Linked DNA regions of Homo sapiens: regions 1, 2, 3, 4, 6 and 7 are each linked to region 5. Evidence: chromatin loops called from intact Hi-C (ENCODE). Cell type or tissue: heart left ventricle. All regions are shown on one strand.

Region 1 (4,000 bases), 67 kb after region 5:
CATCTGATTATCTCGTCACAATTTGATTCAGGTTAAGCATTTTGGGCAGGAATACTCGATAGGTGCGACTGCCTCTTAAGCACAGGCTATGGCCAATGCCCACTTGCCTTTCTCTTCACGGCACAGTAACCATCCCCTTCCTCTTCCCAGCCTGGCAGAAGGCAAAGCAGCAAGGATGGCTGAGGAACTTGTGCTGGGCAGACCTGGGCTCCCAGGGGACCTGGCAGGGTTGCTGCCACCAGATACCACTCTGACAACTAAACCTTGCCCTTTGGCCCCCATTTTCATTTGTTGCAAATGACCTCTCACATATACTGGGCTCTTCAAATTCTATCGTAGTCCAGTGGTGGTCATGCTTAGGGTGGATCCAAGAGAAAACAAACAAGACAGAGACTCCAAAGAAGCCATGTCTTAGAGGCTCCTCAGCCCCAAAGGCTCTAGTGTATGACCCTTCCCATGGGGACAGAGCTTCCAAACTCAAGTGGACACTTCAGGCTATTGTGCTGGGCTTCAGGAATAGGAACAGGAAGGACTAGGAGAAATCAGAACTGGAAGTCTGGTTGAGTACAGGGATTTGGCAGACATCTATGCTCTGCGTTAGCAAGGAAGTCAAGTTCTTCCTTGAAAAGGACGCATGGGTACTACAAGTTCAAAAACTCAAAATGAAAATCCAAGTCCAGAAGCCTTCATGCGTCAGAGGAGACCATTGGCCAGGAGTTCCTCTGAGGCAGGAAAAGCCTTTCCTGTTATTCTGTGCATCCCTATGGCTGAGTCCTGTGCTTGGTAGATGGGAGACATCCAATCCTTGCTTCTGAATGAATTAATGACTACAGGAACAAATAAATGGATGTGATTTCTAAATGGCCAGGTTTAGTATCCAAGACTCCTATTTAACTGGGAGGATTCAAGAGTTAGTATCTCAGAGTATAGACGGGAAGAGACAGCAAAACATAGCATTTTGAGGTACACAAGTCAGTGAACCCAGCTGAGGAATGAGTTGAACAGCAGTGAGTTGTGGCATGTATTATTATTCAGGCTCAACCTACCAGCTGCAGACTTTTCTTTGATGGTGAACTTATGGTCTCCTGGTCTTCTGTATGCAGAGACCTTTTGCTCAGCTACAGTGTAGCCAGGAACATGCCTGTCCCATCAGGCACACTGCAGCTTCCAGGAAGCCGGGAGGGGGCCACAAGAATGGCTTTTTTACTTCCCCCGCACTGCTGCACATGGTAGAAACAAAAAGTAAGATATGGACACACTCATATACTATCCAGGCTTTTCAAAAGCCATAAAGCAGCATCCAAGCCTCGCTCATTATTATCATAAAAGCTGGGTGGAAAAGTTTAAAGTAGGAATGGAGAAATTGCATGGAAAGAAAGCTCAAGAAGTTCCTAATAAAGCAGCTCGAACATAAAGGTTTGGCACATTCTTAAGACCAGGAGGATGGTCAGGGTCAGTGCTTGAGCTGTAGTCTGACTGCATTCAGCATCTGGAGTGCTGGCGGCTTCCAGCAAGATCTACTAGACTGATAAAGAGGCTCTGAAAGATCTCTTACTGGCTATGAGCACCATGCAGGGGCAAAAAAAGATGTGTCAGGTGATTTAGAAGAAAAGTATTTTTAAGTCGAGAAGAGTGCAATTGTATTACCATCTCCACATTTAGAGATGATTTAAAAAGGCACAAAGAAAGGAAGTGGGCTGTTCCTGGGCCTCCTGTAACTACAGTCCAGCCCTGCTTCCTTATATAGATTTCCTTTTGCACACATACTCTTAGTTTAGGTTTCTAAAACCAACAGTTTTTATTTATAGGTAAGAAAATCCCAATTTTTCTAAATTTTCACCAAAGATGATGCTGGCCAGCCCCTAATTTGTGTTATCACCATGCCGGGGGCCCCTCCTTCCTACCTTCCTGTCTGAGTTCCTTGAAGAAACCGGGTGAACTTCTCAGTTCAATAAACTTTTGTAAGTTTCTTTTCTTTCTTTAATTCTTTTTTTTTTTTTTTTTTTTTTGCCAACGTGTCAGTACATCTGAGCACTCCTGATCCCTGTTGGCTGCACAGACAGCTCCAGTTCTGTCCTTCCTTTACTGGGGAACTGCTGTCAGCCGGGCTGGATTAGAGCCCGGCAACGGTTCTGTTGCTAATGAATTGGCAGGGAGAACAAAACACTGCAGCTCTCCTGGAACTATTTTGTCATCTATAGTTGGAGCACATAAAACCTCGGGACTTGGAAAAGAACAAATGTCATTTGCTTATTTGCTTTAGGATGTCAGGAACCCCAGTTCACCACGCCCTGAATGTTTGTCCGATTACAGCACTCATGCAAGTGACAAAAGGTTAAAGGAAAACTCCACCCTCGCAGCATTTCTCTGTTCATTTCCCACCCTCCAGGACTGGTTGGCAGGCCCGGGGAGGGAAAATTCTTATATTTATAACCCTGGGGATAGCAGGGACAGGCTTGGCAGCTTCAAAAGGGCTGAGCAAATCTTGGAACACTGGGATTGAAAGAGCCCTGAAGGAGCAATAAGGCCAACATTCCCCTCTAAAGATGAAGAAACCAAAGCCAGAGAGGTTGCCTGGTGTTGTGGCTGAACTGTGTCTCCCCAAAATTCATATATTAAAGTCCAATATCCAGTGCCTCAGAATGTGACCTTATCTGGAGATAGGTCTTTATAGATGTAATCAAGTTAAAATGAGGTGACTGGGGTGGGCCCTAATCCAATATGACTGCTGTCTTTATAAGAAGGGGAAACTTGGCCACAGAGACATGCAGACAGAGAGAGCATCATATGAACACGAAGATGGCCATCTACAAGCCAAAGAGAGAGGCTTTTTTTTTTTTTTTGAGATGGAGTTTCACTCTTGTTGCCCAGGCTGGAGTGCAATGGCACGATCTTGGCACACTGCAACCTCCATCTCCCGGGTTCAAGCGATTCTCCTGCCTCAGCCTCCCTAGTAGCTGGGATTACAGTTGCGTGCCACCATGCCCAGATAATTTTTTGTATTTCTAGTAGAGATGGGGTTTCACTATGTTGGGCAGGCTGGTCTCGAACTCCTGACCTCAGGCAATCCACCCGCCTCAGCCTCCCAAAGTGCTGGGATTACAGGCGTGAATGGCCGCATCCAGCTCAGAGAGAGGCTTTTAAGTTGAGAAGAATGCAATTGTATAACCATCTCCTTATTTATTTATTTATTTATTTTTGAGACGGAGTCTCGCTCTGTCGCCCAGGCTGGTGTGCAGTGGTGTGATCGCAGCTCACTGCAACCTCCGCCTTTCAGGTTACAGAGATTCTTCTGCCTCAGCTTCCTAAGTAGCTGGGATTCCTAAGTATGGAAATTTTGACTCATCTTGCAGGGTCAGTTGGAAGAAACGTGACTATTAGAAAAGTCTTTTGAAAGCGGAAGAGCACACATCAATCACAGATGGAAAACCAGGGTGTAAAGCATAACAATAAATTGTCTGCTGTCACAGAAAGCCCTGGATCTGATACAGACAATCATTTTGGGTCTTAGTTGCTTGCAGTCGGAGAGGCTCATTAGAGTCTGGAGTTACTTCATACACTGAGCTGGAAATTTCAAAGGAAACTTCCAAATCCACTATGTGCTTTGCTCTTCACTGGATTTTAACTGGGTCATTTACTTTTAAAAATCAAGCTGAATTTAGCACTGGCTGAGCCAAACTTTGCCTCTATCTCTGAGCAACTCTTGCTGTTGTCAATGCGGCTCTGTGTGTGGACAGAAGAGAATATGATCCATTGTCCTACCAGATGCAAATTATGGTCCTGATTCAACAAAAAAGCATCTGTCCTCCATGTAGGGAAAATAGCAAGAGACTCTGAAGCCAGACTAATGATTTATGACATGGCACTGTGCTCTTGCAGAAATTCACATTGCAGTTTGCCATCAGCAAGCCAAAAAAAAAAAATCATTCTGAAACTGACATGATTTGCAATGTTCTGTTTTGAGGCCCCTGCTAATGATGAACTCTATCAAAAACTGCTC
Region 2 (4,000 bases), 91 kb before region 5:
TAAAAGCAAGATTCTAGTAAAACATTTTAAATTATCTCTGAGACTAATTCCCATTAGTTTACCCTTAATGTTACATATTGTGCATTTTAAGTCTAAGCATTAAATTATCATACGGCACTTAATGTGATCAAAGGGAAAAACACAGGAAATGACAAATTTACACAGAACACAACTGTATAAAAATCCCCTTATAAAGAAAATTAAGACAAAAATTATAGCTGATCTATTAGGGTACAGATTTTCTAACCCTCCTCTCTGTTCCCCCTAAATAATGATAATGCAGGACATATTAATACACCCAAATATATAGTGTTTTATTAATACTTTATATGTAAAGAGAACATTATAAAAAAATAAAAATCAAGTAAAATTGACCTTTAAAAATCCCTTGAATGTGTCCTGAAGCCTGGTCTTGCATTAGTTACTCTCAAAAAACTACATATTCATCTCTAGTTTGATAATGCAAAATGTGGGTGCAAATCTTCGTAAGGCCTCACTGCCAGCTTTGTATGATGCAAATGCAAATTGCTATGCTGCTGCTCTACAGGTTGGCATCAGAACTGGACCTGGAAGTTGTATAGATGACAGGCTCCAGAAGTGGCAACTGCCTTTCCCAGCAGTTGAAACCTTTCTGGTCCCTTGCAGAGCACTCTGGGAATGTTTTAGAAAATGGGAGGAAAACAAAATCTGCTCAAATAGGAACAAGGACAGCTGCCTTCACTTAACAATGATCAAAACCCAACTCCTCACCACAGCAGAGCCCAGAAGGAAAGAAGCTCTGCTGCTGTTCGCCCACACTGAGCAGATGAGGAGAGTGGCTCCCAGTTAGGGAGGAGGTTAACAAGCAACAGCAGCCTGTTGTCCCAGTCCTTCAGATTAGTTACCTGCTGTGATTACACAGAAGCTGTGTTCCAGAAAACCACTTCAGGAAACGTCCCAAAGTAAGGGCACACATCAACTACTTCTCAGTATGAAACTTACAGATTTGCAGATCATCTGTTTCACCTTTTGCTACTGGCTAATTTATTAGGACAGGTGAGGACACTGATGCTGAGCACATTAATTCCATGCAGCACATAACCTAACCGTCAACAGACACAAAGTACTTACTGCCACAAACAGCATGCAGTACATGGAAAACGAAGAGTGGCCTGAATAGAAGGACAACCTGGAAGAAAAAGAAGACAAATGTTACTTTTCTCTCTTAGGAGCCAAAAGTATTGTTGATTTCATAAATCTGCTCCTTAGTTTCAGAGTGTACACAACTGCCTCCCTCTACTTTGAGAAATTAGAAGGGTACGGCAGGGGGACAATTAGGACATGAACATTAAAGAGTGCAAGAAGGATCTGAGGTCAGATCTCTATACAGTATCATTTTATTGAAACCTTCAGGATGGGTAATGTGTCATGAAAATAAACTTGCCAAGCAATTCTAAGATGTCAGAAGAATGATACTTGACAAGTCATAACTGGCACAAATTGCCTTGACTTTATTACATACACACTTATGTGACCATGATTTAAGTTTTATTTTCCACTTGCAGGATTAGTCCCTGAATAATGTCATACCTCCTTGGGAACACTCAGAAGTTGATTGCTTTTTTCCATCCATATTAATATTTTAGTATTTTGGCCCAGCGCAGTGGCTCAGTCCTGTAATCCCAGCACTTCAGGAGGCCAAGGCGGGCGGATCACGAGGTCAGGAGATCGAGACCATCCTGGCCAACATGGTGAAACCCCATCTCTACTAAAAACACAAAAATTAGCCGGGCGTGGTGGCGTGTGCCTGTAGTCCCAGCTACTCGGGAGGCTGAGGCAGAAGAATTGCTTGAACCTGGGAGGCAGAGGCTGCAGTGGGCCGAGATCGCACCACTGCACTCCAGCCTGGGTGACAGAGGGAGACGCCATCTCAAAAAAAAAAAAATTTGGTGTTTTAAATGGGCACACATCTTGCCTTACATTTCCCACCAAATTCAGTGCTTTTGTTTCTTTCAATATTAGAGTCTATAAACATCTAAGTATCATCTTCCCCACCTAAAAATGACAGAATGCTTACAAAACTTAATTTTGTGGCACTTCTGAGAAAAGAAAAATAGAGCTAACATTAAAGATCTAAGATTTGCTTATACAGAATGAGCCACTGATGCAGAAGAGGCAAGCACATCAGGCACAGTGAAAGTATGCCACGAAAAGATGCTCATGCAAATAACTAGAATGCATCTCCCAACCACTTTTCCCTACGTAAGAATAAGAACAAAAACAAGAGGGACCGGCTCTTAAGTAATTTACTTATTACACTCTGCCTTGTTCAAAAGGAATTTAAGGGAGACGTTGGTTCCCTGAATTCAGACAGGAGAGAAACCTCCTCACACACATACTGGAAAGTCACGTGTGTATGTTTGGCAGCTGCCAGTGGGTGGGAAAGAAAGGATTACTTAAAAAAAAAAAAAAAATATATATATATATATATATACACACACACACACACACACACATATATATGATTCTACCAAGAATTTTGATTGTCTTTTTGTAATCAGATACATGCCTAAGAAAGAGAATTCTGTAAATTCCTGTGCCAACCAGGAATTATGTAATTAAACCCAATAATTATTCTGGGTTTAGTCTACGTAAAGGAAGAAAAATAAATCACTTTTTAACCTTGCTATTTGACCACACAGAATGGATCAATACGAATAGTAATTTTAAATCAGATAATTAGAGCACAGCTCTGCATATTTTATAGTTTCAATGTTTTATTGAAGAGCCTACAAGTTAATAAAAGCCAATTTCAAGGATTGTCAAAGCCCACCAAGCCAACATATCCATAATCACAGAAATATTCTCAAAGCCAAGCAAGTGAGGTCTCACTAAATCCTTTACACTGTGCTATAAAATCATGAACTGCAAACTAATTTAGGTAATAGTTTTAAACAGCTCTGAATCAGCCATAGAATGATTTCATTTGTTGGTTTCCATTTTTTACACTGAATACAAAAACAGATATTTTATTCAGTATAGAATTTGTGAAGAAGTCTGGCTATGACTTTGACAGACAGGGATTAAAAACAAAGGGGTAATTCTATTCAATCTCAGTGTCTATGTCTTTATCCATAGTAATTTAACAAACAGATCATAATATGGTCTTTTATTTCTATTAAGCAAACAGAATAAAGCACAAAACAATGGAAATTCAAAGCATTCATATTCCATATAAATCTAACTCTTTATCGGAGTCTTTAGTAGATACAGCTCTTAAGGATATCTTATTATGACCAGAATTCACAAATAGACTAAATATCTGTATGGGTGGTTTAATAAATCCCAAGGAGTAGCCCAAATGCTTTTTTTTTTTTTTTGAGACAGAGTCTCACTGTATTGCCCAGACTGGAGTGCAGTGGTGCAATCTTGGCTCACTGCAACCTCCGCCTCCCGGGTTCAAGCGATTCTCCTGCCTCAGCCTCCCTAATAGCAGGGATTACAGGCTTGCACCACTGTGCCAGCTAATGTTTGTATTTTTAGTAGAGACGAGGTTTCGCCACATTGGCCATGCTGGTCTGGAACTCCTGACCTCATGTGATCCGTCGCCCTCGGCCTCCCAAAGTGCTAGGATTACAAGCGTGAGCCACCGCGCCCGGCCCCAAATGCAGTTTGTTTTCATCATAGTGACTTCACTGAAATGTTTAAGACTATGGCCCTGGCCTAAGAACCCTGCCCTTAGACTTTAACCAATTCTAGATTTTAACCAATCCTAGACTATCATCTCACTTCATTATAGCCTCTCTGATGAAGGCAAGTACAGTACAGTAACAATGTGAGCCAGCTTTCCAACCAAATCTTACGAAAATCTTCTCAGGAAGAAAATTTACGGAGAGAAAAATGTATTTTGAAATGCTGCTGTTTTCACTGACTCTGAGGGGTGGTCTACTGAACAATAAGCCAGCTTCAATTATTAAGTAAACTGATTTTGACTACATAAATCACTATGAATGGGATTCTA
Region 3 (4,000 bases), 130 kb before region 5:
AGTTTCACCATGTTGGCCAGGAACCTCGTGATCCACCCACCTCAGCCTCCCAAAGTGCTGGGATTACAGGTGTGAGCCATTGCGCCCGGCCTCTGTTCTCTGTCTCAAGCTTTTTACACTTTCTAACATCTGCTTGCTCTGCCTCAAATTTTTCAAATGGACATTTTGTATTTTCCATGTACTTAATATTTTAGGTAGTATTTAATAACTTTACAGATACATCATTACTCTTGTGTAATGTTCCGGGAATGTATCTAAGAAGCTCCAGTTTCCCCAGTCTCCCCAGCACTGAAGCTTTAACCCAGAAGTATACTGTAAGATGTTCTTTAAAAATATTTTTTGTTTGATTTCATGAATAAATCTCCTTGTACATTGTTCACTTTATTATTGAACTTTCTTTATACTTTCATGTGCTTTAGATTGCAATAGATATTAAATCTGCAAAGCGAGAACTGAAGAAAGCAAGAACAGTCCTACAAATGGATGAACTCAAATGTCGCAAACGTGTTTTAAGAAGGTTGGGATTTGCTACTTCTTCTGATGTAATAGAGATGAAAGGACGAGTGGCTTGTGAGATAAGCAGGTAAAATCTGGTTATTGTTCTAGAAAGTTCATTTTTTTTTTCATTTTTAATTTTAATTTTTGTTTATTTTTTTTGAGATGGAGTCTCACTGTTGCCCAGGCTGGAGTGCACTGGCGCAATCTCAGCTCACTGCAACTCCGCCTCGCAGTTTTAAGTGATTTTAAAAATAACCATTATCTTTAGGAAAAAAGAGCTTTCTTAAAAATATAAAGTTTGTACAATATCTTCCACACTAAATACAGTTTTGAACCATGAAATTGAGAAATTAGAAAAATCTTAGATCTCAGTAATTAACACAAGCGCTCCTAGCATTTGTATGTATTTCCTTTGACTTTTTTTAATGCCTTGTGGGATTTTTACATAATCTTAGCTTATATATAATTTTGTATACTTTTTAAAAATTATTAACATTTTCCCACCTTGAAACTTAGCCTAGTAACCATTATCTTGTTACGTGCATAGCAAATTGTAATGAGATTTTGGGCTAATAATAGGATTTTACAACAGAACTTATTATAAGCCACAGATTAAAACTGGTTATATTATTTTCTGTTTCAGTAATCTTTTGTCACAAATGACCTCAAAACTAAATTATTTACAACATCAACAGTGACTTTATCCTCTTATTGTTTTTATGGGTCAGAAATTCAGGAAGAGCTCATTTGGATGGTTCTGGCTCTGTCCCCCAGGATTGCCGTCAGACAGGTGGTTAAGCTGAAACAGTAGGAGTCCGGAGCGGCTGGGGAATGTTAGGACCTCTCTCTCTCTGTTAGAGCTTCTCCATGTGGTCTCTCCATGTGGGCTGGTTTGGGCTTCTTCACAGTATGGCAGCAGCCTCAGGATGCTTACATGGTAGCTGAAGGCTCCAGTGTGAGTCTTCTAGCTGGCTAAGGTTGCCTTTTCTGACCTAGCTTTACCTTTTGTAACCTAGCTTTGTTATCATACACCATCATTTCCACCACATTCTCTTGATTACAGGTGAGTCATAAACCCTCCTGGATTCAAGTGGGGGATAATTAGATTCCAACTCTTGATGGGGAAGTGGCTATTGTTCAGTATGGCTTTCTGTGATAATTGGATTGTTCTGTGTCTACACTGTTCAGTATAGTAGCCACTATTTAGCATTTGATGTGTGCTTAGACAAAGGAACTGAATTTTATAATTTATATCATTTTAATTGAAATTGAAATTTCCACGTATGCACATGGCAGTCTTTATAGATCAGTGCAATTCTAGAAGAATGTGGTATAGGAGATGCTGTTGTGGCCATCTTTAGAAAATACAATTTATGATACTGTTCTAAAAAATGTGTTCGTTATTTCCCACCACGAGGAATGTCTCCTGCCTTAGGAGCCAGCTTGCCTCTGTCCTCCTTAACTGGAAAGTCATAAACTGGTAGCTCAAGCAATATCCAGTCTGAAGATATATCTTGTTTTGTCCATATAGTGATGATCATAATTCTCAGTGAATATATAAAAGACACTTTTGAAACAGTTTTTTATGTACTCAGCATGGCCAGGATGGACAGGACTAGAGAATTACAGGCCTTGTAAATGATTTCAGACTTTCTTGGTAAAAATGTAATTATATCGTTCATCTGTCCAGATGTTACAGACTCAGATGTCTTCATAGAACCAGGAGACTGTGGTGAACAGGACAACTCTTAGCCACCAAAAGGGGGCAGTGACTACCCAGCCCTAGTTAGTTGTTATCACAGGATAATGTGCTATTGGATTTTAATTAATAACATATCCAGGATTAAATCTAAACTGCAGTACTGGTCTACTGATTTATATGCTAATGTTATTGGGATTATTTCCTTCTAATAATTACCTGTTTTACAATTAATATAGAAATTAATTTCCTTTAGATATCTACAACTAGATTTTGTGTTGAAAGAATGGAAATTGATTTTATTCCAAGATACATTTTTCATTTATAGTAATAACAATATTATATCAAAGTTTGTTAACTTTCCCCCAAATTTGCAAAAACTGGGGCATCATCCTAGACTCCTTCTCTCACCCATTTTGCCTTTTTAAACATTGCCACTGGCTAATGTGTATCCCTCATTATTTTTGGCCTCAATTACTGCAGTTGCCCTCCTGATTATTCGTTGCCTCCCTTCTTGAGTTTTCAAAACCCAAAGCACAAATCTGGTATGTCGTTCCTCTTTCCTTCTTGAGATGGGATTTTGCTCTGTTGCCCAGGCTGGGGTGCAGTGGTGCAATCTCGGCTCACCGCAGCCTCAACTTGCCAGGCTCAAGTGATCTTCCTGCCTCAGTCTCCCAAGAACCTGGGACTGTAAGTGTGTGCCATCAAGCCTGGCTAATTTCTTTTTTAAGTTTCTGTAGAGATAGGGTCTTGCTATGTTGCCCAGGCTGGTCTTGAACTCCTGTAATTAAGCAGTCCGCCCACCTTACCACCCAAATTGCTGGGATTACAGGTGTGAGCCACTTCACCCAGCACCCAGCCCCTTTGTGCCATTCTATTTGGTAAAAGTCCCTCAGTGATTCCTTATTGCTTTTAGAATAGATTCCATAATTTAGTATATTGTTACTCTCCCTCTCCAGCAGTCTGTTGCCACACCCCACACATGCTTTTCCTTTTGCTTCATATGACCTTTCACCCCCACCCCATATCCTGCGATTCTTGCATATTTTTGCAAAGAACTTCGAAACTTGCTCTGAACTTCTTCAATCTGGTTTTAGGCTCCTCACCTTTTTTTCCTCATAACACTTGTATAAATCAATTATTAGAGCACTCTGTTAAACCACTGTTCTGTGATTATCACCTTACTTGTCTGCCCCCAATGTTAGACTGTAGCTTCTTGAAATAGTCTTTCCTCGTTTGTATTGTTGCACTCTTTGCTTGACTTAACTCTTAAGCTTAACACTAGAGACCCAAATTTAGTTTTTGACTTTTATTTATAAATATTTTAACTGTTAGTAAAGATTATAATAGTTCATGGCTTTATTCTTTTTTAAAGACTTTGCAAAAAATAAAGGCAAAGTTTACTTTTTTAATAATACAGTACAGTTATTGTATGGGTCAATTGAACCCTGATTATAGAAGTCTAGAAACATCATCTTTGTAGTGTTTCTTTTTTAGCTTGAATTGAACACAGTTGCAAATTCAGAATTTTTCATTTTCCACCCAAGAAGAAAAATAAGTGAAGATATTTTGCAGTTATTACTCAAATCAGAAGATAAACACAAAGGGACAAAAAGCACTGTAGTCAAAGTGATAATGGTGAGATTGATTATATAAGCAAAGTCTCAGACCCTAAGTAAATTCTCAGACATAATAACTAGTGCATGAACAATATTTTTATTTATTTATTTATTTATTTATTTATTTATTTATTTATTTATTTATTTTGAGACAAGGTCTAGCTCTGTCACCCAGGCTGGAATG
Region 4 (4,000 bases), 120 kb before region 5:
GGTTGAGGAAGAAAAAAGAAAAAAAAAACCTGTGGCATATTATACTTAGTACTCAGCTGACTAAATAATCTATATACCAAACCCCTGAGTCACAAGTTTACCTAGATAAGAAACCTGTACATGAACCCCTGAGCCTAAAATAAAAGTTAAAATATTTTTAAAATAATAATTCAAAAAATTCTGATTAAAATTAAAAGGCCAGTTCAGTGGAACATGTAACATGCCTTAAAATCACTAAGAAATTTAAATTTCTAGAACCAGCAAAGTCTTCATAGGCCTAGGAGTTTTTGGCCTTTTAGATTGCCAAGTAAAGAAGAATGAAGTTTCTCAACTTAGAGGAAAACAATATGAAGATATGTACATTTTTAAGCATTGTTGTGGAAAAATGTATTTTGCTCTAGGATTTGTATTTCTCTAAATCTGTTTTGTAATGAAATAATTAGAGATTAGTTAAATGCTGCTCTTGAATAATTTTAATGAAGAGTTCTGTTTCTTTGTTGAAAAGGTATCACTGGCTGAAAAGCATGCTCTTGATACATTTTTCTTAGTTAACTACCTCAACATAATGGGAAAGATTGGCCGTTTAATCACTTAGCAATGGAACAGGCACTGTGCCTACTTAGGAGCAGAATGTCCACATTGCAGACATAATACCTAGGAAGAAAAAGGGACCTCCTGGAATACTGGCTTGGAAACCTAAAGAATAAAGTGATATGGGAGATCATAAGTAAGGAATTTTAACTCTTTTATCTTTAAAGGAATGTGCTAAAAGAATTGCAAAAGTTTCAGCAGAAGCCAAATTGGAAATTGATGAGGAAACTTATCTAAGCTCATTTAAACCTCACTTAATGGATGTAGTATATACCTGGGCAACTGGAGCTACATTTGCCCATATCTGCAAAATGACAGATGTCTTTGAAGGTATGGTTAAATTTTACACATATATATTTACAGTATAAGAAATACAGTTAGGATGGTATTGTTTTAATTAAACAAGTATAATATGTATTTTTAATATTTGGTAACTAAATGAAATCTTCTCCCTATTATATAGATTAAAAAATATTCTCCACAAATTCTTTGTATTATTTAATAAGCATAGTCTGTTCATTAGAAAGTCCTTTAGAAACTATTTTAAACTGTATAATTCTGTGCAGTTGTAATTCTATGAGTTTCTACAGTCACAAGCAGATGACCCTAAGAAGTCATATTTATGTGGGTATTTTTCCTTTTCACTTTTGTTCTCCTGGTGAGCTATATAATTCCACTAAAAATAGCAGAGCTGAAAATGATCAGTCATTGCATATGTAATTGACTTGGCTTTAGTCAGACTGTTATTGCAGCATGAATCAGATTAAATTTAATGAGCAGGATTTTAAGAGACTGAAGAATAATTGTTACTCAACTGAAGAGAAATTTTAAATGAAAAAATTAAGGCAAAAGAAATATAAGGAATAAGTGAATAATAAGAAGCAAAAAAATAAGTAGACTGTTTAAACGAAACCATATTTTAAAATGCTGCATTCAGTAGGAAAAGATTGGTTTGTGTGTTTATAAATGGCCAGTTGTATTTACTGAATGAGATAATTTACATTGAACTTTCCTAAAAATGAAAATAAATGAGTTTGTTCTGTATAGAGATTATAATAAGAACTGCTACTATTGCTTATAGGTTTAGTTTGAGAAAAATTACATGTTTAACATGCCAAATATTATAGGCCTTTCAACTGATATTATTAAAGAAGTAATAGATTACTGATTTTATGAATCAGTTATTTTTATGATGCATAGGTTAAACTTCTCTGCAACAGAATATTAAAAACTTAAACTGAGGGCCTTTACTACATTGAACTTTATGGGTTTTAAGGTTTTTAATGTTAAAGTTTATAGCACATTTTTAAATTATGGTGTTGTATCTTACATATTTTTTCTAAGGTTTATAAACTTCTCAGCCTCCTCTAAATGATCATTTAGTCAAACAGTCCCAAAGCATCCTTTGAATTCTGTATTCTGTTACTGGGAAAGTCATTGCCCAGTAAGTACTATATGCCAAACACTGTGCTAAGAGCTCTGTATAATTTACATGTAATCACCAAATAGCAATTCAGGGTAGATATTATCTCCACTTTGCACAAGGAGACTATGGTAAACAGTTTGGCCAAGGTGATGTGAGGGCACGATGATTTAAACTCTGGTCTCTGTAACTACATGTAAGTTCAGTTAAGCACCATACCACCTTATCCTTAAATTTTGGATCACCTGAAAATTTCTTAAACCCTACACTAGACTATACCATCTCCATCCACAGAAAAGTCATGCTTGGAGTAATACTAAACAGGTCTTAATCCTAGATGATGTTTAGCAACATCTCTAATTAGTTAATGGTGTTTAGCCGAGTCAGTGAGAAGAGGGATGTTGCGTACTCACTGATGAAAATTGCTTAAAACAGGAGCACAGGTTGGTGTATGACAATTGTGTTTCAGCAGCACTAGGGCGATCACATAGAGCACCACCAGTCTTCAGTCTGACATCTTTTTGGAACATAAGGATGAAACTAGTAACTGTTCAATGCCTAATAATAAGACTTGATAATACAATACTCATATTTGTATAATATCTGCTTCTCTGAAAAGTCAGAACACAATGACATAAAACAATAGTGGTACATGGCAGAGAGTAGCTTTTTTTTATTTTTTTATTTTTATTTTTATTTTTTATTTTTTTTAGAAAAGTAAAAAGCAGGCCAGGCACGGTGGCTTACGCCGGTAATCCCAACACTTTGGGAGGCCGAGGCGGGCGGATCAGGAGGTCAGGAAATCGAGACCATCCTGGCTAACACGGTGAAACCCCGTCTCTACAAAAAATACAAAAAATTAGCTGGGTGTGGTGGCAGGAGCCTGTAGTCCCAGCTACTCGGGAGGCTGAGGCAGGAGAATGGCGTGAACCTGGGAGGCAGAGCTTGCAGTGAGCTGAGATTGTGCCACTGCACTCCAGCCTGGGTGACAGAGCGAGACACCATCTCAAAAAAAAAAAAAGAAAAAAAGAAAAGTAAAAAGCAAGGGCAGTAGACCTGGCCTGTCAGATGAGTATATTTTTTTTTAAATCTAGGAATTCATATAAAATTGTCTTTATGGATTATTTTTTCTGTTCTTTCTACCTAAGTAGAAGTTATCACAGTATGGAAGATAAATCCTAAACTGCCAAATTGAAGATGGTTTGTAGCTCATACTAGATGCCACCTATGAGTTGACTTTTTCCACAGCATACCAGCATTCCTGAAGTCTGTTCTGTCCTCTTTCAGTTACTCAGGGGCTATTTCTACATCACAGTTTGCTTGAAATTTCAGTTTGAAAATTTGAGAAATCCAGTTTTTTAGCTCTAACTTGAAATTAGATCTAACATCTGCATAATTTTTATGTTTTTCTTGTGTGTGAGCCAGTAGATGAGCTTAAACCTTTCTAAAAATTGGGATATACTATGTATTCGCCCTTAAAACTATTTTTTGATTTAAGTAGCAAAAAATGAGAACCTTCATTTTCTTAGGATAGTATTTCTCTCTTTTGTTTTTACAGTGTTACATAGTGCTTCCATTTCAAGAATAGCCATTCCTTCCTCATCTCGTTATTGTATGTGGTTGTTTTTTATTTTTTGCAACAGGGTCTGGCTCTGTCACCCAGGCTGGAGTGCAGTGGCGTGATCTTGGCTCACTGCACCCTCCATCTCCCGGGCTTAAGTGATCCTTCCACCTCAGCCTCCAGAGTAGCTGGGACCACAAGCATGTACCACCATGCCCAGCTAATTTTTGTTAATTTTTGTAGAGATATGATTTTACCATGAAGCCTAGGCTGGTCTCAAACTCCTGGGCTCAAGTGATCCACCTGCTTCAGCCTCCCAAGGTGTTGAGATTACAGGCATGAGCCACTGCAGCTGGCCTACACATGTTTTATGATTGGAAAAATACTGTAATCAAAGCTGTAGCACACAGTACAGTGTGTCTGTT
Region 5 (4,000 bases):
GTTGTAAATAGATTAAATGCCTTTTCCTAAAACAAGTCCTCAAAGCTTTCTCCAAAACCACCAAAAACACAATTTTATCTTATTGACAGCTATTGTACTCCTGCAACTGTCAGGTCAATGTAGCAATGAAATTAACCTTTATAGGATAATTATGTGATGTTTGTATCATGTTAAAACTACAGGCTACAACAACCCATAATTTATAAAATTGTACTGCATGTCAGTTCCTCCATTATATGTGATTTTTTTTTTAATTGCAGATCTACCATATGGCTTTGTGTTTAATACCATTAGCTTCAGCTACCTCAGAGCAGTATTATGTTTCAGCCATTCTAATCACTGTTTGGCCCATAGAAAAAAATTTATGTTGTTTTACAAATTGATCGAACTCCCACAGTAGGAAAAGACAAAGATGATATGTAATTCTGATAGTGCACAATATGTGGCAATGATAGGATAATATTCAATATATTAGAAATATATTTTTTTCTGATCGAACATTTTCCTCTCCTTTCACTAAAATATAAACAAAGTTTAACAAAGTTCCAATGACATCAAGTATAAGTTAAAATATATTTTTTAATGTAACATTTCTATGAAAGGTAATTTTTTGTTGCAAATAAATTTGAATATATTTAATTATTAATAAGTCCCGACATCTGAAAGGACTGTGTTTTTATAAAGACAGTGTTCAGTTGGGCGCGGTGGTTGACGCCTGTAATCCCAGCACTTTGGGAGGCCAAGGCGGGTGGATCACAAGGTCAAGAGTTCAAGGCCAGCCTGGCCAAGACGGTGAAACCCCGTCTCTACTAAAAATACGAAAGTTAGCCGGGCATGGTGGTATGTGCTTGTAATCCCAGCTACTCAGGAGGCTGAGGCAGAGAACTGCTTGAACCCGGGAAGCGGAGGTTGCAGTGAGCCAAGATCGCGCCACTGCACTCCAGCCTGGGCGACAGAGCAAGACCGTCTCCAAAAAAAAAAAAAAAAAGACAATGTGCCAAAATTGTGTTCCACTTTCCTAAACTTAATTCCTAAAACTCACTGTGGACCTAAACAGGAAGTGTCTTGGGAAACAACAAAGATGCTTCATATTAACAGGTAACAAAATGCAGTTTTAGGGCCCAGCGCTGTGGCTCACACCTGTAATCCCAACACTTTGGGAGGCTGAGACAGGCGGATCACCTGAGGTCAGGAGTTCGAGACCAGCCTGGCCAACATGGAGAAACCCTGTCTCTACTAAAAACAGAAAAATTAGCCAGGCATGGTGGCGGTGCCTGTAATCCCAGCTACTAGAGAGGCCAAGACAGGATAATCACTTGGACCCAGGCGGCAGAGGCTGCAGTGAGCCGAGATCCCGCCACTGCACTCCAGCCTGGGTGACAGAGAGAGACTGTATCCAAAAAAAAAAAAAAAAGATAACAAAATGGAATTTTTCCTTACAACAACAACAAAACCTGGTAACAGAATTTATAAGAATTCCACAAGATTGCAAGGGCCTAAATGACCCGGTTGGAAACTGGAGAGTGGAATAACTAGGAACTACTGGATTAAAACCGAGGGAATCTCCTGTCACTGAGAAACCATTACGCAGACTTCCATCCAGGTGGCTAAAGCCACAGATCTCCCACCCTGAGAACTTGCCAATACTACTACTATTCTGATTACTTCAACATGAGTAGGACTATCCAAACCTCCAGCAGCTCTTGCTTTGTTTTTGTTTATTCCATCATATATAAATAGTTCACAGCATAACTGCCTTATACAATACATAAAAAGTGAAAACTACTCCTTCCAACGCCCATCCCTTATCCAAATGATTCCAGTTCTTTCTCTTCAAAAGAAAGGAGTAACTGGCAACCAGAAGCCTCATAACTGAACTCTTCCAATCAGGAAGACAATGCGAAATCTGCTGCAGCCAAAGAATGTCTACTGCTCCTTGAGACACTGTCACAAGAGATGGAAAGCTACACCATGGCAAGGTCTGGGCAGACAAGGAAACAGGTCTGGGGTACCGCATCCTCCCCCACCCCCAAAACTTCTTTAGACCTATACGCAAAAACTTGGCGTGCTCATCCCTACTTGCAACCTGACAATTTACAACCTGGCACACCTTCTAATTAGGAACTAGTTCTAGCCTTTTATAGCCGAAATATTAAACTGCTTCTCACGATAAATCAGGCACTGGCGCCTGCTACTGAGAATCCCCTGTGCATCAAACCTCCAGTTTCACTACTGAGATGGGCCAGTGACCAGGCTCCTCTACCGTACAGAGGGGAGGAGCCCACCCTGCTCTGCTAGAGTGGAACTGCAAACAGAGGACAGGAGCAAGGTATGGAGCGCAGAGGCGTGAACAGCGTCCAAGCAGGGCTGGGCTCATCGCACCGGCGGGCGACAGACAGCGGCGGGCACGCGGGAGCCGGGGTGCAGGCTGCAAAGCGGGGTCCCTCGGCTGCAGAAGCCGCCCCCGTGTGTCGCCCCACAGCTGCGCACGCGTCAGGCAACACACCCCCGCTGCCCGTCGCGGCTCTGCGCTAAAGCCCTCCCGGGACAGCCGCACACGCCCCTCGGACCCGGCGGCGCGTACGTACCCAGCAACACGCAGAGCACATCGAGGGCCACGTACGGCAGCCGCGTCTTGTCAAACATGGTCTCTGCCCGGGCTGCCCGGCAAGGGCGATGGACTGAGCTGCGGGACGGCGGCCGAGGCCCTTGATTCTCGAGCCCGGGCCGGGGCTGGCGACGGCCCCGAGCTACGGCCCCTCCCAGCCGGAGGAGGAGAGCAGCCGAGGGCGGGCTGAGACCGGGCGGCGCTCCCACCGCCAGCAATGGCGCCCGGGGCCCTCCCCTCACAGCCCCCGCGAACACTCGGTTAGTGCCGAGGCGCTCGTGTGCCAGCCGCGGCAGCTCTGTAGCCTCAGGACCTCCTCAGCCGGCACGGCCTGCCCCGGTTGCTCCCCGTCCGGATCCCGGCGCTCTCTCCCACAGGCGGGGCGTCCAGACTCTCGCTTTAAGGATGGGGACCGGCAGGGAGGAGGAACGCGGGGTCCAGCCCCTCCCGCTGAGCAGCGCAGGACCGGGCAGCGCGCGGGTTCGCGGGCGGGGGGAGTGCAGCAGGGGCGGGGCCAGGGAAACCCCAGGCCGCGGCGGTCAGCCAATCAGCGCCGTCGGCCTCATCCCTCCCGACCTGCGGCATCCGCCCAGAAGTGCGGCTCTCGGCAGCCGGGCGGGGCGTGGGGGCGGCTCCCGTTCCGATCCAGGGGGCTTTGCTCTGGACCGCAATTGCTCAGGTGGTCTCCGAACTCGGCCTCGGTACCCCCACTAGGCATTGCTGCTTTCAGAGAGCTAGGCTCCCTACCCAACGATCCTAGAGCACCGGCTGCCTGCCACTCCCCACCCCTTCCATGGGGATGAGGTAATAAACAGGTCAGATTGTTACCACTGAGTTTAAGGGGGGAAAAGAGGTCAGAGTAGGCAGGAACAGAGACGCTCTCCTTTAGTTTGGTACCTCTGAGCCCTTTCTCACTTAGGCCTCAACGTTGACCTCCCTGTGTCCTGGCTGAGCCCAAATGTTAGCAAGAAGCATGCTAAATCATCCATCCTCGATACCTGATCACCGTTGAATTCTTGATATTTAATATCGGATTAGATTCCTTATATTACACCTTTGTTGTAGAAGCCCTTGACCTGCCTTTAGCCAGAATCCCTCTACCCTTGATGTCTCCTCTTAGTAATTTTCCATCCACCGTCACCTCCCTCACAGACACGGTGCCTGTTCCTTGGCTATAAATCCCCTGCTGTCTTTGCTGTATTCTGAGTTGAGCTCAATTTCTCTCTCCTGTTCCAATAGTCATGACCCTTATTGTAATAATCTTGAATAAATTATTCATGTGTTTGACAAGTGTCAGGATAATTTTCTTTAACAGCAGCAAGCACTCCCCCTGCCCCATACCCAGGAGGACCCTAGCCCACATTTAGTAATCTCAGTTTCCTAATATGTAAA
Region 6 (4,000 bases), 100 kb after region 5:
TAATCATTAGAGTCTGATAAACAAAGACTCTAGTTTATCCAGGGCATTCCTGATACAGGCTTTTAAAAATAGGGAGTTCCTTCAATGTATTCTCTGTGGTTTTATAACTACATGAGAACTACTTGTACCAGTTCCCCACAAAAAGAGAAATATATGTACATAATAGTAGACATTTATTTGAGTACCACAAGGTGCCTGGCATGTAGTACATTATCTCAGAGTCCATCTAAAAATCAAATGGGGGTACTTATTATACTATTTAATGGAAAAGAAAAATAAAGCTCAGAAAGAAAAGGGAAGGTGCCTAAATTCCCATACTTGGAGTAGATAGCAGAGATGGTATTAAAACCCAGGCCTATCTGATGTTATATCTTGCCACTGTATCACCCTACCTACTATAAATACATGAAAGTGTACACAATCACACAGAGAGGGTACACGGTGCCTTACCTGCTCAATACAATCTTTGGATAATGGTGGTGAAGGAAATGAAGCAAAAACCAGGACTCCAATATAGAGATAAGTTAATGTCACCAGCATATAAGCAATGCACAAGTCCCTCACCTGTAAATACAGAACAAAAGTCCCATAATACTGAAGAACCTTGTAGTAAGTCTACCTTAATAGGCTAAGGAGACTAACAAATAAATATAAAATTTGTCTTTTTACCTTGTACATGTGTGTATATACTTCTAGATATTCAATTTGTTCACAGAAAGTAGTTAAAACAAAATCCACACACTTTACAATTAGTCTGGCAATTTTTTTTAAAAAAGTACTCTGAAGTATGTAGACTAAGCTACCTGTTGGCAGACTTAGAAGTTAACATAGTGGTTTAACATGACTGAAATTCTGACTTAATTTCAAAAGATAATTTAGTTGCCAAATTACAAAATATTTAACTACAATAATAAAGCTAAGGGACAACAAGAAAGTAAGCATAGCCACTTCAGTATGGTCTGCAACATTTTAAAAATTCGTCCTTTGGTAAATTAACTTATATTATTAAAACATGCCTAGACCACAGCAGAGCAGAACATACTAAAATATATTTAATAAAGAAAGAAAGCTAGTTAAAGAACAGACAACAAGCAGTATTAAAGACAAGCTTAATAAATCTAAACAGTAAACAAAAGGAAATCAAAAGGCAGCTGTTCAAACAGCTGCACAATGTTACTGGAATCAGCAAACAAATGCAGAACATTAAATAAAGCGGACTGCTTTCTTCTATTGCGGTTCCCACCCTCCCAACCTCCCATATCCATGCAAAGTAAAAAGCTCCAAGATATTTAATGTAGCCAGCTGTCAGATCCAAACAGAACAGATTCCCCAGCTCAAAAATCTGGTCTTCATCACCACTGAAGTTATGGCCAAACAATTCAGCACAATTAAATTATGGCAACAAGCCTATTCATTTTTCATTTTAAACAAAAATTACTCTGAAAGCTAAGGAAACAAATTAGAAAAAAATAAACTTAAAAACATTTGATAGCACAATAAAAAAACTGGACATTTGGTATTAGGGAACATTTCTGACTTTTTGGATTACTTTCTTCCTTAAATGGGCTAGCTAACGTAGTAGAGTTTTATAAACTTGAATGTTGACAAATTCAGTTAAAAAGCAAGTAACAAGTTATGAGAAATCTTAAGGTCAGGTCTAAATTGACAATCAGCTTGAAAGTAAGTTAAGGGTTTTAAACCCTAAATTAGATGGTGGATAAGCCCATGGAGCTAAAGGCTTATGCAGATTGGTTCCAGCCCTCTCAAAATGCGTCTAATTGCTTAGGAATGAGGAAGAGGATGACCGGGCACAGTTTCAAAATCATTCCTCTTTAGTTCATGAAGCTCTAGGTCTGACGGGAGGCCAGAGTTCAGTCACCCCTAGGGTTGCCTCATGATCTTGTGTGGGATGAACAGCAATGAACCAGGCCAAATCTACTTTTTTGTCAAAAGTAGTAGTTTCCCATTATGATGGCTGAAAGTCATTCTACACTCAACCTACTCAATGCCACTCAAGAACAGAGGTAGCCTTGTAAAAAAATCTTGGGAGGCAAAGCAGCTGGGCCTGAGACAGCTCTCTGTAAAGTGGGACAGCCACCATCCCATAGACAGTTTTCAGCTTATCTACTACCTGATCACCACGTTATTTTGGTCTGACATCTTGCAAAGAAGTGTACCATAGCATACCTAGGGGGAAATCTGATTAAGATGCAAAGGCTATGGTGCACAGCTTCCAACAAGACTTTTCCCTTCCGCTTCTCTGTTCTCACGGCACTATATACTTATCTCAAATTCAGCAACTATTCTACTGTATTGTGACAGTCATTAATTTTTATTATAAAAGTAAACCATGTGCATGATATAAAGAATTTCAAGTGGAAATAAAATGTCCCTTGACATCCCTAAAATAGCCAAGGTTAATAGTTCTTGCATCATGTTGGTATTTTTTCTTCAAATGTGTCTGTACCACAAGACTCTGGGATTCTGAGGAGAGAGACCACGTCTTTTTCTTCTTTGTATCCCCAATACCCAGGACCACGCCTGGTACATAGGAGGAACTTGGTAAATGTAGATAAAGAATAATAGCCACACTGGCTTTATTAAGTGCTTGTAGGTGCCAGGCTATATTGCTAAGCACATTACAAGTGTCATCTCATTTAATCCTCATTGCAACCTTATAATGTAGATACTGTCATTTTCTTCATTTTACAGATGTAAACTAAGTGCAGCAAGGTTACAAAACTCGTTTGTGGCTGCAAAGTGAGTATCTGGTGAAACCAATATTCAAATCAAGATCTTTTTAGTTCCAAATTGCAGGTCCTTAGCTACTATGATGGGGAGCTGACCAGTCTCCAGTGCAATTGTGTCATAGTTAATAAACAATAATAATAAAAAAAAAGAGAGGTAACAAGTTATGAGTAACAACTATACAACAGAACACATACAGGGATGCTTCCATTTTGAGATACTAAAATCAGAAAAGTTTTATTTCACAGTACTCCAACATACCTTAAGTAAAAGTGGCTCAGGAGCTGCATATGTGTTTTCATCTGAATACTCCAATGAACAGAAATTATGCTTTTATTATAAAAGCAGCTGAGGTTTAGCATGACACTGGGAAACATGCCACTTATGAACAGTATACACATATGTGGGCTTTGCTATTCTCTGGCTCAAACACAAGCCATTAGGCCTAAAGATATAGCCTATTTAATGGAATAGCCTTGAAAGCCCATTTAATGGAACAGGATAGAAAAAAGCTATTATTTAGAAAACGAGGCTCAAAGTAAAAAATATATTTAAAAAGAGACACAAGCGACAATATAAGCTGGTAATTATGTCAAGAAGCCTATACATTAATAAGGTAACTGACTCTGTCTTGTGAATAAGAAATGGCTGGCAGGGTTGACGGTAGAAAACTAAAGACAGGTAGAATGCCAAGTCAGAATGAAAACTGGATCTACAACAGGCCCAGAAGTAGGTTTGGGAACACATTCTGTTTGTCAGACATGGTTTATTATTTGTTCCACGTACCGTTCATAGTGAAAATACTATTCAGTGGAGCATTTACTAACAAAAATGACAGAAACTGACCACACAGACTGACCCCAAACATTTACATAACTTCTCCTGGTATATAGCCAAGTAAACCACAGATTCATATGAAGAAGGAAAAAGTAAATAACAAATCACAATATGAGGTATTTCAAATCGTTTTAAAGAACAAAGCAGGGTAATACAACTAAACACAGACAAAACAAAACCAAACAAAAGAAGCACTTAGAGGTTCTGATTCAAATACAATGAGGAAATATCAAGAGGTCAATCCACACAACCAGGAGGGTTATAGGGACTACATATTCTGGTGATAAACTAGTTGGATGGTCTTCAGCTCCCTAATCCCCTTTTTTTGGTAAGATACGACAAAAGAATAGAAATGATGGCCAGGCGCGGTGGTTCACGCCTGTAATCCCAACACTTTGGGAGGCCGAGGCGGGCG
Region 7 (4,000 bases), 160 kb after region 5:
CTTGGATGTGTTACAATATTGAGCAGACAGAGAACAATGCTAGCCCAACCCTTCATATTATTTCCTCCAAAAAACCCACACTTTTGATTTGGCCCTAACGAGTACCAGTCAAACCCAACGAGGCTCCCTCTTTCTTCAGGCTTCTCTAATACAGTCCCCAACTTACAGCAGTTCAACTTATGATTTTTTGACTTTATGATGGTTTTATCTGGGTATTAAATGCATTTTCAACTTAGGATATTTTTGGCTTATGATGGGTTTATCAGGAACACCCCAAAATAAGTGGAGAAGCATCATAATAATAATGAGACAGGAAGAAAAGATGATAAAGCAAAACTAGCTTCCAGGCAAGTAAACAAATAGTAAAATCAATTAGAACAGATTGATCTAGGAAAGAAAGAAGCCACTCAGGCAAGCAATTATGGATACAAAAGGGCAATTAAGCAAACAAAACTATTTGAAAAGAGAGGAAGAAAGAAAAATATATAAGGACAATGAATTTGTAAGAATAAAAGGATTCTAATGGGACTAGAAATAAGATCCCAGTCTAACAAAGTTTGTATTTAGATTTTTTTTGCTTTTGTAGAAATTTGCTAAGTTTTGCATATATCTCGCTATGTTGCCCAGGCTGGTCTCAAACTCCCGGCCTCAAGCAATACACCTCCCTCAGCCTCCCAAAGTGCTGGGATTACAGGTGTAAGCCACTGTGCCTTGCCTGTATTTAGATTTAAGGCATCTCTGACTCTAAGGCCAGGATTTGCTAAACACTCTTCAAGTGTTTAGCAAAAAGACAGTTCCTTTGAGGAAAAGTAACAGTGGAAAGTTGGAGAGAAGAGAGGGAGGCCCAAGTGTGAGAGAATGGAAGGGAAAGAGGATGGAGAAGGGTATAAAAGTAATACAATTAGCAAGTTGGCCATCCGCACTAGCCACTGATTAATGACCAAGGTCCTAGTCCATCTGTTTAACACTGATGTCAAGTTCCTCAAAATATAATTTATACAACTCTGGAAACCACCCCTCCTGGGAAAACTACTTTTCTGTCTTTTGTTGAACATCTGTATAATCCCAGCTATGAAACCATCAAGCCTCAATTACTTCCAATCACTGTCACTGGGCCAGGATCTATCTACTGTTACCTATTAATAGATAAACTCTTCACTTTGCCTTAGTAAATATCATTGTACTAGATTCCCCAAAGGAACTTTTTGTAAAGTGCTAAGAGGACAATCTGAGATGTGGAGTTAGAGATGTCTTAAATCTAAATATAAACTTGTTAGACTGCGACCTTATTTACAATCCCATCAGAATCCTTTTATTCTCTCAAATTCTTTGTCCTTATATATTTTTCCTTCTTCCTCTCTCCTAAGACCTTAAGTACCAAAAAGAGTCAACTTAGGCTGCTCTATAGTGACAGTATTAGTGACAGGTAAAACAGAAAGACCAATTTACAGATGTGCACGCTAGAGGACATTATAAAAAAGAGTGCCACAGCATACCTAGGTTGTTTGAAGGGCAGTAGGAATGCTGCCTGTACCCCACTTGGCTTATCAGAGCACCTGAAATGTTCTCAGTTAGAAAAATCTTGAAACTTTTGGTTAGGACTTCATATTTACCGGATTCTCCATGTTAAAATGCAAATAGCCATGGAAATGTAATAGACTAAGTCTCTGACATATCCAATTGTTTTCCATTATAATACCAAGCTGACAACAGAGCCCTGGAGGGAATAGGACAGATAAGTACTGGTGAATAAGGGGCAGAAGAAAAATATGGTTTACAAAGAATTGCCTAAGGGGTTAAGTCTGAGTGAATTCCTGCCCTGGGTAATACTGGGCATACAGAGAAGGATATGAAATCCCTAGGCCCTGGGGAAAATGGAAGAAGAGGAAACAGAGATAGAGAAAGACTGAAAAACAAGAGAAGCTCAAAAACAAATTAACTATTTCACAATCTGTTTGTAGGCTAGCTGGATGGGCAACTTCCCCAGGGCATAGTCCGAGAATAGCAGCAATCCTGAATATGCAGCAACATCAAGCAATACTGAAAATCAGGTTCTATCTTTGGCTACCAGAAAGTCTGAGAAAAACAGGAAAGTAACCTCTTAGACTGGTACTTGCTAATGGAATGTAGCACATATATCAAGATAGGAGACTTCTAAACCTTTCTGTCCCTCCACTCACATTCCTTATTCCACCCCCAAATCAGGGGGAAAACTGGTGGGGGAGGGGTATGCAGAATAAAAAGTAGGCCTGCATAGTTTGAAAAAGCCCCCCAAATGACTTGACATATATTATTCCCCTATAACAACAAGCTCCTTCCTCCACCTAAGTTTAGTTAGACCCCAGTTCCACTAAAAGGATAAGCGAACCATCATACTTTCAGTCCAAAGCAGTTATTAAAATTATGTGATTTTTATTGCCACCTAGTGGAAGAGATAGAAAACCACAAGCTAAACTGAGGATAAGTAATCTAAATATATACTTGACATACTCTGACAGCCAAAGACAGTTTCTCAAAGTATGGTAATATGTAAGATGATTGTAAGTAGCACAAGAATAAATGCTATTTAAACTAGTTGGTATTTAATGCAATGCGTATTAGAAAAAAAGCATAAACAACACTTCAAATCCATCGTTTTACAAAGCTGGGTTGAGGCTAAATTAACCCTAATTTTAAAAAGTAAATAGATTTTTGAAGAAACATTCACTTATATTATACAGGTACTATTGAAGATATTGCCAAAGTCATAAGGTAACTCTAAAATGACTACAGTTTTGGAAATAGTTGTCCTAATCTGGTTCTTCAAATGGAAGATAATTTTCCCACAGTGTAGATGAGTTTTATTTATATATGTAATGTGAAGTAATCCATATTTTAACAGAAATAACAATGTTTGAAGGTACTTACATTTTTTCTCATTAAATAGTTTGTTTTCCTAAACAAATTATTCCACAAGCAAATTAGCATTTAGTACTGCTAAGTCTCTATATTTGCCTTTCTTAAAACATGCTTACCTAGGTAGTTATGCCATGATTGTAAATAGCTGATTCCCTCTCATTTCAACAAGTTTCATTATAGAAAATATATTGCCATTTAATCTACGCAGTTAAACAAATTTACAGAGAACTGTTTGAACTCCTGCCAACTTACTGTAATGGAATGCACTTTAATGACTTACATTCTGTTGTCACAGTGGTCAATTATTTATCACAGAATTTAGAATTTTCAAGAAAACCCTGAGCATTCAAGTCAGCATTCATTAGTGCTTATATTTACTGACATTGGATTATATAAGTAAGAATCAAAAGTCTTATTTCATTATCTTTTCTGATGGCCACTATAAATGACAATGATAAATTTCTCATGTGATAAATTTCACATTTCCACCTCTAGTTTTAAGAAAGACTAAAAACTTAAGTATGTGCGAATGAAAATAGGATTATCAAGATTAGCTTAAACCAACCATCTTTCATCTCTTGGATGAAGACCCATTGTGACTCAAAAAAATAAGGATTCTGTTGACATTAAGGAATAGGTAGGGTTGCTGATTAATTGTTGGGTGTCTACCTAACAGTATCTGCCACACCATCCCGCCTAAAGCACTCAGTTTCCCTCTGAGGGGGCAACCATCTTACAGTTTCCTATTTACTACCCAAAACTTCATTTATACATATTATATTTATTTATTTTTACCCAAATGGTGGCATACTATACACACTGCTCTGTACTTCAATTTTTCACTTAACAAAATAAGTTGAAGACTTGTTCCATTTTGATATGTAATAAAGCCACCTCCTTTTTAAGAGGAAAAAATATTCCATTGTATAAATGTGCCACAACTTATTTATCCAATCCTGTAAGAAATTTTGATTGCTTTTAATCTTTACTACTATAAAAAATACTGCATTACACAACCTTGTACACATACAATTTTTGACAATGTGAATTAATGCTTAGAAGTGAAATTACTGATCCATATAAACTTTGGAATAGGCTGCTG

Evidence for each region. Hi-C counts contacts between places; a loop is a spot of excess contacts. Peaks named below come from ENCODE experiments on the same cell type or tissue, not always from the same donor. Only the 100,000 strongest peaks of a DNase experiment are listed, where the experiment ranks them.
Region 1: a loop joins it to region 5, with 12 times the contacts of the local background. A loop is called at or near these places in 53 of 110 quality-filtered maps.
Region 2: it touches region 5 in a loop (2.8-fold over the local background); 30 of 110 quality-filtered maps call a loop at or near these places.
Region 3: it touches region 5 in a loop (2.8-fold over the local background); 21 of 110 quality-filtered maps call a loop at or near these places.
Region 4: a loop joins it to region 5, with 3 times the contacts of the local background. A loop is called at or near these places in 31 of 110 quality-filtered maps.
Region 6: a loop joins it to region 5, with 2.5 times the contacts of the local background. A loop is called at or near these places in 6 of 110 quality-filtered maps.
Region 7: a loop joins it to region 5, with 8 times the contacts of the local background. A loop is called at or near these places in 42 of 110 quality-filtered maps.

The regions. Positions count from the first base shown.
Region 1 is chr5:55,599,140-55,603,139 of GRCh38, forward strand. No RefSeq gene overlaps it. Among named protein-coding and RNA genes, the nearest start is that of PLPP1, 66 kb to the left of the region's middle. In heart left ventricle, no CTCF peak of the experiment used is centred here; DNase peaks (open chromatin) are centred at 2,112 and 2,372; H3K4me3 peaks cover 1,284 bases; H3K27ac peaks cover 4,000 bases.
Region 2 is chr5:55,440,741-55,444,740 of GRCh38, forward strand. It overlaps PLPP1 (phospholipid phosphatase 1), which reads right to left. Exons shown (of 6, transcript NM_003711.4): 4 at 1,111-1,168. Among named protein-coding and RNA genes, the nearest start is that of MIR5687, 66 kb to the right of the region's middle. RefSeq lists an enhancer at 715-1,253. In heart left ventricle, no CTCF peak of the experiment used is centred here; no DNase peak of the experiment used is centred here; H3K27ac peaks cover 1,251 bases.
Region 3 is chr5:55,405,006-55,409,005 of GRCh38, forward strand. It overlaps MTREX (Mtr4 exosome RNA helicase), which reads left to right. Exons shown (of 27, transcript NM_015360.5): 22 at 420-583. It overlaps LOC124900977 (a long non-coding RNA gene), which reads left to right and starts at 26. Exons shown (of 2, transcript XR_007058772.1): 1 at 26-69; 2 at 217-379. In heart left ventricle, a CTCF peak has its summit at 2,260 (motif pointing right); no DNase peak of the experiment used is centred here.
Region 4 is chr5:55,415,212-55,419,211 of GRCh38, forward strand. MTREX (Mtr4 exosome RNA helicase) reads left to right here. Exons shown (of 27, transcript NM_015360.5): 25 at 759-921. Among named protein-coding and RNA genes, the nearest start is that of MIR5687, 92 kb to the right of the region's middle. In heart left ventricle, no CTCF peak of the experiment used is centred here; no DNase peak of the experiment used is centred here.
Region 5 is chr5:55,531,984-55,535,983 of GRCh38, forward strand. PLPP1 (phospholipid phosphatase 1) reads right to left here and starts at 2,981. Exons shown (of 6, transcript NM_003711.4): 1 at 2,589-2,981. The coding sequence starts at 2,646. It also overlaps the pseudogene RNF138P1. RefSeq lists a silencer at 2,564-3,203 and an enhancer at 3,434-3,503. In heart left ventricle, a CTCF peak has its summit at 2,458; DNase peaks (open chromatin) are centred at 2,858 and 3,088; H3K4me3 peaks cover 3,821 bases; H3K27ac peaks cover 3,219 bases.
Region 6 is chr5:55,635,094-55,639,093 of GRCh38, forward strand. SLC38A9 (solute carrier family 38 member 9) reads right to left here. Exons shown (of 16, transcript NM_173514.4): 13 at 451-564. Among named protein-coding and RNA genes, the nearest start is that of SLC38A9, 75 kb to the right of the region's middle. In heart left ventricle, no CTCF peak of the experiment used is centred here; no DNase peak of the experiment used is centred here; H3K27ac peaks cover 2,300 bases.
Region 7 is chr5:55,689,576-55,693,575 of GRCh38, forward strand. All of the region lies in intron 3 of SLC38A9 (solute carrier family 38 member 9), which reads right to left. Among named protein-coding and RNA genes, the nearest start is that of SLC38A9, 21 kb to the right of the region's middle. In heart left ventricle, a CTCF peak has its summit at 2,440 (motif pointing left); no DNase peak of the experiment used is centred here; H3K4me3 peaks cover 419 bases; H3K27ac peaks cover 752 bases.